Linked DNA regions of Homo sapiens: all the other regions are linked to region 3. Evidence: chromatin contacts called from ENCODE Hi-C or POLR2A ChIA-PET data. All regions are on one chromosome and are shown on one strand. The core of a region is the stretch at or near the end of the contact, and the rest is flanking DNA. Distances in the headings are between cores, read along the strand shown.

Region 1 (3,643 bases), core at 612-3,111, 1.8 Mb after region 3:
GGAAAGTGCCAGGCGCAGTGGCTGACACCTGTAATCCAAACACTTTCGGAGGCCAAAGTGGGCAGATCACTTGAGGTCAGGAGTTCAAGACCAGCCTGGCCAACATGGTGAAACCTCATCTCTACTAAAAATACAAAAATTAGCTGGGCGTGGTGGTACGCACCTGTAATCCCAGCTACTAGGGAAGCTGAGATAGGAGAATCACTTGAACCCGGGAGGTGGAGGTTGCAGTGAGCTGAGATCGTGCCACTGCACACTATAGCCTGGGTGACAGAGAAAGACTCTGTCTCAAAAAAAAAGAAAAAGAAAAAGAATTAAGCATCCTCCTCCCTACCAGCCCTATAGGACCCTGAGGCTGGTTCTACCCAGCAAGGCCGGTTCCTTCCCATTAAGGAACTTACTGTTCCTTCCCCTACCAGGACTTTTCCCTCCCTCCCACGCCACCAGCCTCCACTCACTGTTCTCTGGTAGTCTGCTCAAGGTCAGAGGGCTTGGCCTTCACAGAATCTTTCCTACTCCTGTCCTCTCCAGGACCCAGTGATCTGTCTCTCCAAGTACTGGTCCAAGTGGAATATCCTTTGTACCCCCCGAGACTTGCCCCCCAACAAAGCCCAGTAGTTCTCCCTCATTCATGGCCCAGTGGGATCAATGTTCCTCATTCAAGGGTATTCCCACTCCCCTCAAGATCTCCCCAGTCATGATCCATTGGGAATGGCCCTACACCCTTCAGGGTAGGCCTCTACAAGGCCTTGGGTAGGCCAGTTGGATGACTCTTACTCACTTAGAATCCCTTTCAGATGACAGTGGTCTTCCCCATTCATGGGTTAATCAACTCGCCCTTCCATTCTCAGTGTCCCTCACACAGGGACAGCTGGTTTCCCTCATTCAAGGACCAATTGGATTACCTGTCCTCCCTCAGAGTTCCTCCCCTCCCCATGCAGGACCCTGTTCAGACCCCCCCCCCAGTGAGGAACCCTCTCAACAAGGGCCCATTCATAGTGCAATGCTATGGCCTTTCATTGCATCTCAGAGTCCCCCCAAAAGAATCAAGTGGGGGTACCTCCCCAAAGCCCAGTGATCTTCCCTCCTTGTAGTCCAAGGTATCAATCTTTTACCCCTCTGGTCCTCCCCCCAGTTAATGGGATTAATGGTATTACCCATTCATGGCCTTCTTCACCCCAGGCCTAATGGGATCACCCTTAATCATCCAATGGTGCCGCCCCCTCTTAGGATGCACTACCAACCACCAATGGCACAGGATCTCCACCTCCCAGGAACAATGACAACATCTGGGGTCTTTCCCCAATCCCCGGGCACAGTGGTATCTCCCCCAAAACTTACCACCTCCCACCCGCTAATGGTTCTGCCCTCTCAAGGGCTCCCACCACCATGACGCAAACGACCCAACACCCGCTTCCTTCCTCTCCAGACAAAATGGTTTCGCCTTCTCAGGATCTCCTTCCCTCAAAGCCCATTATCATCACCCGCCGACGGTGTCCCCTGCACGGGCCCAAAAGTCTCGTCCCCTCCAGGTCTGAGTAAGGTACCGCCTACTTAATGGCGCTCTCCCAGCCCACAATGCTAACAGAGTCCAACCTTCAAAGCCGCAGAGTATCTCGGAATCCAATAGTCTCACCACTCCGAGCCTCAGTTTCCCTTCTCCAGACCCACCCCATAAACTCAGGGTCCATCCCAACCAACCCCTTCTCAGAGCTGATAGCACGACCTCTCGCTACCCCGCCCCCGGTCGCCTAGCCGGGTGGTCTTTCCCACCGCGAGCGGCACCTGCATCCGCTGAAACTCCTCCTCAGACAGAGCTTGCGCCATGTTCCTCCCCCCACCCCCCCGCCAGCTTTCTGCGCAGACGCAGCTCGCGCCTCCTGGCAGTATTAAGGTCGGACCAAACCACTGGCCAGGAATGGAGGGGGTAGAACCTAATTCCGAAGGGCAGCATTTTGGAGACGCAGAGAAGAGAACGAAACCGACGAGTCAGGTGAACTGTAATACAACGTTCTACCCGAATGTAAGTCATCTGATTGGCTTTTGGACTCTTCTAGGCCACCCATTGTGATACGACATTATTACATCCCCGTTTCATGGGTGGACTCGTCGCTAGGGAAGTCTTTGCCGACAGAAAATCACCCTTCCGCGGTATTCCTTTAATGAGAATGGGTAACTTAATAACCATAGAAATGAAAGCGGAAGCTTCGCTCTGGTCTTGTTCCCGCCCCTCCTCCGGGAGACCCCAAAGGGGAATCCCACCTCTTGTAAAGCCTTTGGCCTTTTTTTTTTTTTTTTTTTTTAAGGTTTGACACTTATTTTGTTATCATGATACTGCATGTCACGTTAGGTAAAGGACTTAGCCACCAATAAAAATAGCAGAGTGGAAAGAGTGACAGTGAATCAAACGAAAAAGCTACATTAAAACAAAACAAAAACAAAAAACAAACCAGGGTGGTGAAACACCAGGCTCATTCAAGTATTAGAATTCACTATAACCCTCACCGATCTGAGAGTAAGAAATGGTATCTCAGTGTAGTTTTTTTCTTATTTTCTTTTTTCTTTCTGTTTTTGTTGTTGTTGTTGTTGTTGTTTTTCTTTTTTGAGACGGAGTTTCACTTTTGTTGCCCAGGCTGGAGTGCAGTGGCACGATATCCGATCACAGCAACCTCCGCTTGGCGAGTTCAAGCGATTCTCCTGCCTCAGCCTCCCGAGTAGCTGGGATTACAGGCGCCCGCCACCTCGTCCGGGTAATTTTTTTTTTTTTTTTTAGTAGAGACGGGGTTTCTCCATATTGGTCAGGCCGGTCTCGAACTCCCGACCTCAGGTAGTCCGCCCGCCTCGGCCTCCCAGAGTGCTGGGATTAAGGCGTGAGCCACCGCGCCCAGCCTTCTTATTTTCGTAGAATTTAATGATTTCCCTGCTGTGGAAAAATATTTCCAGCAGGGCCGGGCGCGGTGGCTCACGCCTGTAATCCCAGCACTTTGGGAGGCCAAGGAGGGCTGTTCACTTGCGGTCAGGAGTTCGAGACTAACCTGGCCAACATGGTGAAACCCCATCTCTACTAAAAACACAAAAATTGGCCGGGTGTGGTGGTGGGCGCCTGTAATCCCAGCTACTCGGAAGGCTGAGGCACGAGAATCGCTTGAACCCGCCAGGCAGAGGTTGCGGTGAGCCGAGATCGCACCACTACACTCCAGCCTGGGGGATAGAGCGAGACTCTGTCTCCAAGAAAAGAAAGAAAAAGAAAAGTATTGCCAGCCAGGACTCTTTGATTTCTTTCTTGATTTAATTGACTTTATTGAAAGATAACGCTATTGATCTGTCTATATACATAAATGCACCCATTTTAAGGGTACAATTTAGTGAGCTTTGTCTAATGTATACAACCTTGTAACCACCATCACAAGCAAGATAGGGAACATTGATTTCTTTGTATCCTATCCCAAACCCCACCCCCTATCCCAGGTAACCAATGATTGGCTTCCTGTTACTGGATTACATTTCTCTTGCAGAGTTTCATGCAAATAGAATGAGACAGGATGTATCCTTTTCTGTCTGGCTTCTTTCACTCATCATAATCCTTTTGAGATTCATCCAAGTTGTTTCGTGTATAAGTATCTTTTTTTCTTTTTATTGACTA
Region 2 (3,529 bases), core at 1-2,500, 1.2 Mb after region 3:
CTCAGAAACCCCCATTCAAGGTCCCCATTAGAGCTCAAACTGGCTCAGGAAATCCTTTTCCCAAGTCCTGAATCCCGTTCCTGGGACAGGGAGGGTCTCAAGGAGTCCCATCCCCCACCACCAGCACCCTCCGGAGCCTCCCACCCACACCTGAATTCACTTCCTGGGATCAGGGTACAAAAAGGACCTCCCCATACACGCCATTCCATTCCCCACTAGTGCTAAAATGTCTCCAAGGAACCCCGAGCCCCCTCCCAGGACCCCTACTCATATCTCAGGCCCCCAGGAACACCATCCCCGCAGCCCACGCTCCCTCCTCACCTACCTGCTCCTCTCAGCTCCTGAAGTGGCCGCAACTCAGACTCAGGTTCGGGCACCCTCTCGGCTGCCTAGGCTCCTGCTCTGGAGCGGTACTTTTTTTTTTTTCCTGAGAAGAAATGTTAATTTTAATTTCGTTTCCCTCCTTCTGGCCCTGGGCGGGGGAAGAGGTGGAGAAGGGGCGCCCCCTATCTGGACCCACTTGGAGGGAGACAGCGGTTTGTTTGTGTGTTGATGGTGGGGGAAATGGCCTGAAAGATTGAGGGTGTAGACCCACAGCTAGAGAGAGTGACAGGCAGACAGAGGGGATGGACTCACAGAGCAGACGGACAGCAGGATGGGATGGATGGCAGAAAAAGGTGCAGAGAGGAGACAGAGAGAGAGTAGGAGAACTGAAGTTACAAAGAAAGCAGGCATGAGAAACAGCACAGGAACAGACAGACCACAGAAGGGACAGAAAGACAGATGGGCGGGAGGAGGGGATGCTAGGGGAGCTTGGAAGACAGGCAGAGACAGGGAGAAAGGGACACACAGGCAGACTCAGAAACAAACAGGTGGGTAGGGATAGGCTCGTGGAAACACCTGCAGAAAGGCAACAGGCAATTGGGCTCAGTCATAGACAGGAGACACAGGCTGGCCAAGAGGTGGGGGACAGAGCCAGACAGCTCCCCAAACAGAGGGTAGGACCAGACACACCAGCTCAGAGAGATGAAGGGGCAGAGAGAGTGGTTGAGGCAGAGAGACTCCTGGAGGGACAGGAGAAAAGAGGCAGAGAGAGGCAGATTCAGGCAGAGAGGCCTGGGGACAGCAGGGGAACAGGTGCAGGGGTAGTAGCCAGGCTATTCCAGGCAGACCTCAGGCAGACAGCCTAGGCACGAGAGGACCCTAGATCTTGGGGGCCCCCAGAGGGAGGCAGGGAGGGCATTTGTGGCTGGGTGGGGAATGTGGACTGTGAACTCACACTGTCCGCAAACTGGGCGGGCACTGTAGTCCTGGACCCCACCCCAAGCGTGGGGTGGGGCTTGTCCAAGCCCTGAGAAGTCCCACTATCTGTCTGTCCGTCTGTCTTCTATGGGAGTCCGTCTGTTCACTCCCCTCCAGGCATATGACAGGCATGCCTGTCCCAGGCAAGCCACGTGTCCGCTACAGGATGTCAGGCAGGGTGGACTTGGGGTCTGGGACCACCTCGACTGGGCTGCTTGAAGCCCAGGTGGACAAGAGGCCTCTGTCTGGGCCCCTCGCCCGCCTGCCCACCCCCGACAGGGAACACAGAATTCCCGGAAAGGCCAGGAGCTGGCTGGGGCTTCAAAGCTGGCCTAGATGCCCTCACCCCACCCACAGTTGGAGGAGGACAAGGGATGGGGCGTTTACTTCCCCACAGCGGGAGAGAGACTCCTGCACACTCAGGAATCGCAGCTACACAACAGGACCCATCACAGCCCCATCAAGGGGCTCAGATACGGGGGCCAACTCGCCATCACTCACAGAGGTGCACAAAGACTCACAGCCACACAAGAGAATAAAGACTGACAGACATGAACACACACAGACTCACCACTGCACGTTAAGAGCAATGGCTCATGGGACAGTCACACACGTGGCCACACAGAGTGACGATAGTCTTACAGCTATCAATACCGACAGGCTCAGAGCCGCTCACAGAGAGCACAGACTAACACAGGGATAGGCTTGTGCCGATTTCCAGACACTCGAGACTCCTGAACCTCACCGCCCGTGGACCCACAGCCATGCCAAAGACAATCAACAGGCAAATCACACACACAGATTCACAGCCACACACAGAGCACACAATTACACACAGCTGATGACATTGTGTGTGGGTCCTGGGTCTTTCCCACACACACGATCCAGGTTCAGATGGCCCTGGATCTGAACCTGAATCCAGGTTCAGATGACCCTGGAGGCAAACTTCCAGGTTCAAGCCCTAAAATGATATCTCTGTGTATGTGAACTTGAATGTGCACTTGTGACCACATGTAACCACATACAGCTCCAGTCACAGAGAGAGGCACTCATAGGCTGACATGATTTTTGTACAAACAGAAAAGCCATAGTCTCCTTCTCTCTCTCTCTCCTCTCTCTCTCTCTCTCACACACACACACACACACAACTGCATTTCAGCAAATGGCTGCACACAGCCGTGTACACACACAGCTAGTCACAAATCAAGTCAGAAAAGAAACATATAGGGAAAGCATATACCTGCACACAAACACAAAGCACAGGAATGCAGAGTACGCTTACTATCGTTGCAAAGAAAAAATCCAGAAACCACACTGAAAGCTACACAAGGAAAAAACAAGAGAACCAGATAGTACTCATACCATGGCACCAGAAGAAACACCCCGAGGGCACACATACCTGCAGCCACTCGCTAAGAAGAGACACAAATACAGCAGCAGACACACAAAGAAAGATACGTGCGCATAGATACACATATAGGAGGGACAAGTACTCTGACACACTTGTCACCCACGACCATTACAAAGGAGACAAACACCCAAGCAACACACACACACAACAACATATAGATGAACTGCACCGACAGACAGTACCAATGCACACGGTTGCCAAAAAAAAAAAAAAAAAAAAGGTATGAGTTGGGCCGGGTGCAGTGGTTCATGCCTGTAATCCCAGCACTTTGGGAGGCCAAGGTGAGTGAATCATGAGGTCAGTAGTTCGAGACCAGCCTGGCCAACGTGGCGAAACCCCGTCTCTACTAAAAATACAAAAAAAATTAGCTGGGCGTGGTGGCGGGTTCCTGTAATCCCAGCTACTCGGGAGGCTGAGGCAAGAGAATTGCTTGAACCTGGAAGGCGGAGGTTGCAGTGAGCCAAGATCGCGCCACTGCACTCCGGCCCAAGCGACAGAGTGAGACTCCATCTCAAAAAAAAAAAAAAAAAAAAGCACAAGTTTGGCAGGCGGCCATAGACAGAACGCAGCACCAGGCAAGTTACATAGGAAGACGCAGGCACAGCTCACATACGTGTGGCTGTGGCTGAGAACGGGCAGGTGAGATACACTCAGCATATTCACACACACGTGCGCACACACTCCTGCCCAACCTCCTCCAGCCTCTGTCTCCTTTCCTATCTACTCTGATTTCTCTCTCCCCTCATACCCCTCCCCCACCCAGAGCCATTACACATCTGTGCTACCAGCTGGCCAGGGAAAGAGACACCTGTCACT
Region 3 (3,956 bases), core at 995-3,494:
AAAGCCCAGTGGTGGGGGCCCATGAACTTCTAATCACTCTACTGTGTGTGTTTGTTTTTTGAGACAGAGTCTCTGTCGCCCAGGCTGGAATGTGGCGGCACAATCTTGGCTCACTGCAACCTTTGCCTCCTGGGTTCAAGCGATTTTCCTGCCTCAGCCTCCTGAGTAGCTGGGATTACAGGCGTGCACAACCACGCCCACCTAATTTTTTATTTTTAGTAAAGATGGGGTTTCACCATATTGACCAGGTTAGTCTCGAACTCCTGACCTCAAGTGATCCACCCACCTCGGCTTCCCAAAGTGCTGTGATTACAGGTGTGAGCCACCAAGCCCAGCCTCTACCGTGTCTTTCTAAGCACTTTAGTGATGTTTCAGCTTGCAGCCTCATGGTGCCATGATGACTGCCATGTCCCCAGAGATGGAAAAGCAAGCAGGGAAGACAGAACACCTTCCTTACCTGTCTGTGTTCTTTTAACGGCTGGAACTTCCACAAGCTCCTCAGCAGACTTCCTGTGCCATTTCTTGGCTAGAATCAGATGACATGGCCACTTCTGGCAGCAAGGGAGGATGGGAAAAGGAGGGCCTTGCAAAGGGGGACAGGATTGCCAGGCTGGATTTAAAAGGTCTAGAACTCACCCAACTGCTCTGGGAAGTGGTAGGGTCACTGGTGTGGGCAGAGGTTGGCCTCTGGAAGGTGGAAAAAAAAAAACGGTCTAGGGCTGGGAAAGGAGGTCTCTTGGATTTACCTGGCTGCCCAGATAAATGGGGAGGGGGAGTCTGCAGAGGGGCAATGGGGAGAATCAATTCAGAGAATCTGACAAGATTCAACTGGGCTTGAAGAGCAGCTATCTGCCATGTGTCTGACTCAACTCAAATGCCACTTTCTTTGGGGACCCTTAAGTGAAAGGCCTGCTCCCTTTCCTCACCCAGAGCTTACACAACTGAGTTTGTGACCCCTCATCTATGCCAGGTCTGGGCTGGGGGCTGGAATCACAGTAATAAAGACACAATCCCTGCCCCGCAGAGATTAACTGAAAATAGGTAAATTATGAAATTGTGAGGGGGAAGGGAGGTTCGAAATTAAAGTCATCATCAACGGGGCTGGCAGCCCCAGCAGAGGAAAGAATAGCATAGCCTAGAGCAGTGGTTCTCAACCAGAGACATTTTTCCCCCAAAGGACATTTGGTAATGTCTGGAGATACTTGGTTGTCCTGAGGGGTACTACTTGGTATCTAGTAGGTAGAGGCCAGGGATGCTGCTACATATCCTGCAATGCCCACAACAAAGAAATGACAGTGCTGAGGTTGAGAGACCCTGGCCTAGTCCAAGGGTTCTCAAACTTTGGGTCTCGGGATTCCTTTATGTTCTTAAAAGTTTAAGATATTCAAAAGAGTTTTTGCTTATGTCATATAGCCTCTGGATTCAGAAGCCTCTGGATAATCACACTGTACACCCCTGAGAGAATGAGAGTGAAAAAGTATTGTGAAAATAGTTTTCATTTTGTGAAACCCCAAGAGGATTTTTGGACCGGTAGACAGGCTGGGACCACTGGGACCACACGGTTGGAGAATGTTTGGCCTGGTGTTTAAGGTCACAGCTCTGAAACCAGATTTCTCAAGTCTAAACTGCAGCTCCACCACTAATTAGCTGAGGGACGTTTCTGGTACTCAGCGTCCCCATTGTTACCCATGGGTGACAAGGACAGTACCTGCTGCCTGAGGCTACTATTTTAGTCCAATAAAGCACTTAAACTGGGCGGACAGCTAGTTTAGTTATGATTGCTATGACTCCAACAAACATAGGGCCTGGGGCTAACTTGTCTTCAACACCTTGTCTAGTGAATAAATCTAGTTCAGGAAGAGAAACAACAGCCCGCAGGCCTCGGTGGGTCTCTGGAGGTGGAAACCTCTTTTGCATTGGGTTTTGATGGTACAATGAAGGGCATTCTGATCAGGCTAACAAAAACACTGCTCCCAGGGTAGGAGTCCTAGCCCACCTCGGGAACCTCAGCCTCCACTTTCCATGCCACCTGTGCCCTAAGTCTACAGGGCGTTAGGACCCCACAAGGCACTTTTGTCTTTCTTGGTTCCCACTGAAGATTTTACCCCACCTAGCCCTTCGACGCGTCTGTGCACGGGGCCATTTCCAATATGGCAGTAGCCCCGCGACTGTTTGGGGGGCTCTGCTTCCGTTTCCGGGACCAGAATCCGGAAGTGGCTGTTGAGGGGCGTCTTCCAATCTCGCACAGCTGCGTTGGCTGTAGAAGAGAACGGACGGCGATGGCGACGGTCGCAGCAAATCCAGCTGCTGCTGCGGCGGCTGTGGCGGCGGCAGCGGCGGTGACTGAGGATAGAGAGCCACAGCACGAGGAGCTGCCAGGCCTGGACAGCCAGTGGCGCCAGATAGAAAACGGCGAGAGTGGGCGAGAACGTCCACTGCGGGCCGGCGAAAGCTGGTGAGGCTGGGCTGCGGTGGAGCCTCGGCAGAGGGAACGGTGGGGGCATTGACAACCGCTGGGGATTCGGCGGCCGAGGGCCGCGGGAAAGCTGCTGCGGGGTGCGGGGGCGGGGGAGTGGCCGGCGGGACAGCGGGCTAAAGGGGCGGGGAAGTGCCTTTGAATGAATCGCAACGTCTGGAAAAGGGGCGGGGCCTGTGTGGTGCAGTCTGACGCCTGAGAACAAAATGGGGTTTGTTGTGATGAGACCAGTTTCGGTCCTGGAGGTGGGGCCGGGCCTGCGTAGTGAAACTGCGTAGGAACCTGGGAAGAAGGTGGGTTCTGCTACATAAGGCGGGGGCGCGGCCTGCGCTGCGTAATGCAACTTTTGGGGGCGAGGAGCGGTTTCCGATTGCTCCGGGGCGGCTGGGAACGAGGCGAGCTTTGTGACGTCAGCAGAAGAGCGGGATGGAGCCGAACGGTCCGAGGGAGGGAGCGGGGACCTCCGTGGGGGAGGGGGGAGGAGCCTGGAGCCTGGGAACGAGGTTAGGTTGGTGACGTGAGCTGAGGGGCGTGCTCTGAGGCCGAGGGACGACAGTGGAGGGGAGGTGGTGCCTATGAGGCAGAAAATGGCGCCTGCGAATAAGCAAAGTTTATGACGCGCCGTGGTTTTTGATTCTGGCGGAAGCCTTCCCGAGTCGAGAGAACGTGCAGGTGATTAGCACCGGAGGGGCCTTCCATGTTTAATTGGTTTTCTGTGTTGGTACTGTTTTGTTTTTAGAATCAAGAAAAAGTCGTTTTTTTAAAAAATAGAATTTTGATAAATCGGCTTGTTTTACTGATTTCTTGCTAAACAGTCCTTCTTGAAATTTACTGCTTCTGAGTTCATTTTATTTCTCGCCGAGTTGCATCTCGTTTTTTAATTGTGAAATACGTAAGACTTAAAAAGATTATATAAAACATTTACGCAGCCCAGATTGACGGACATCCTGTTAAAATAAACGGCCTACACTCTTCAAAAATGTCAGGATCATGAAAGACAAAGGCTGAAGAACTGTTCCAAATTGAAGGAATTAATGCAATTTAACGAGTCATGATAACTAAATGCAACATGTGATCCTCGATTGGATCCTGGAACAGAAAAAAAAATTATTTTAAAAATCAATTTTTTATCATAAGATTATTTTTGTCTCTTTTACTGTAAAAGGCAATGGAAACGTCGGTGAAATTTTATTAAAGTGGGTAGATACTAGTACTACTAATAATTGTGATCATTGTGGCTGTGAAAAATAATATCCTTGTTTATAGGAAATACTGAAAAATTTAGGGATAAGAACGCATCGTGTAAGCAGTTTATTCTCAAATGCCTGAAAAATTAGCATATATAAATTTATATATGGCGAGGGGAAATAAAATTGGGGAGATGTTGGTCAAAGGATACAACATTTCAGTTAGACAAGAAAAATAAGTTCAGATCTATTGTACAACTATAGTTAATAAATTCATTGTATACTTGAAAATT

What was found. Hi-C counts contacts between places; a loop is a spot of excess contacts on that map. ChIA-PET counts read pairs that join two places held with the same protein, here RNA polymerase II (POLR2A). Pooled maps may share reads with other maps.
Region 1: a loop to region 3 is called in a map of CD8-positive, alpha-beta T cell, with 24 times the contacts of the local background. The contact joins the promoter of GRIPAP1 here to the promoter of USP11 in region 3. A Hi-C loop is called at or near these places in 1 of 168 maps with a recorded cell type or tissue (CD8-positive, alpha-beta T cell), 1 of 37 single-sample maps with no recorded cell type and 7 of 50 pooled maps.
Region 2: a pooled map shows a loop between it and region 3 (6-fold over the local background). The contact joins the promoter of SLC38A5 here to the promoter of USP11 in region 3. A Hi-C loop is called at or near these places in 1 of 168 maps with a recorded cell type or tissue (ascending aorta) and 12 of 50 pooled maps. POLR2A ChIA-PET finds 5 or more read pairs at or near these places in 1 of 52 experiments (GM10248).

What each region holds. Positions count from the first base shown.
Region 1 is chrX:49,000,403-49,004,045 of GRCh38, forward strand. GRIPAP1 (GRIP1 associated protein 1) reads right to left here and starts at 1,862. Exons shown (of 26, transcript NM_020137.5): 1 at 1,786-1,862. The coding sequence starts at 1,827. RefSeq lists an enhancer at 1,871-1,980 and a cis regulatory region at 3,253-3,643.
Region 2 is chrX:48,469,010-48,472,538 of GRCh38, forward strand. SLC38A5 (solute carrier family 38 member 5) reads right to left here and starts at 1,251. Exons shown (of 17, transcript NM_033518.4): 1 at 1,173-1,251; 2 at 326-427.
Region 3 is chrX:47,230,765-47,234,720 of GRCh38, forward strand. It overlaps USP11 (ubiquitin specific peptidase 11), which reads left to right and starts at 2,245. Exons shown (of 21, transcript NM_001371072.1): 1 at 2,245-2,455. The coding sequence starts at 2,280. RefSeq lists a cis regulatory region at 1,900-3,122 and enhancers at 2,125-2,174, 2,600-3,183.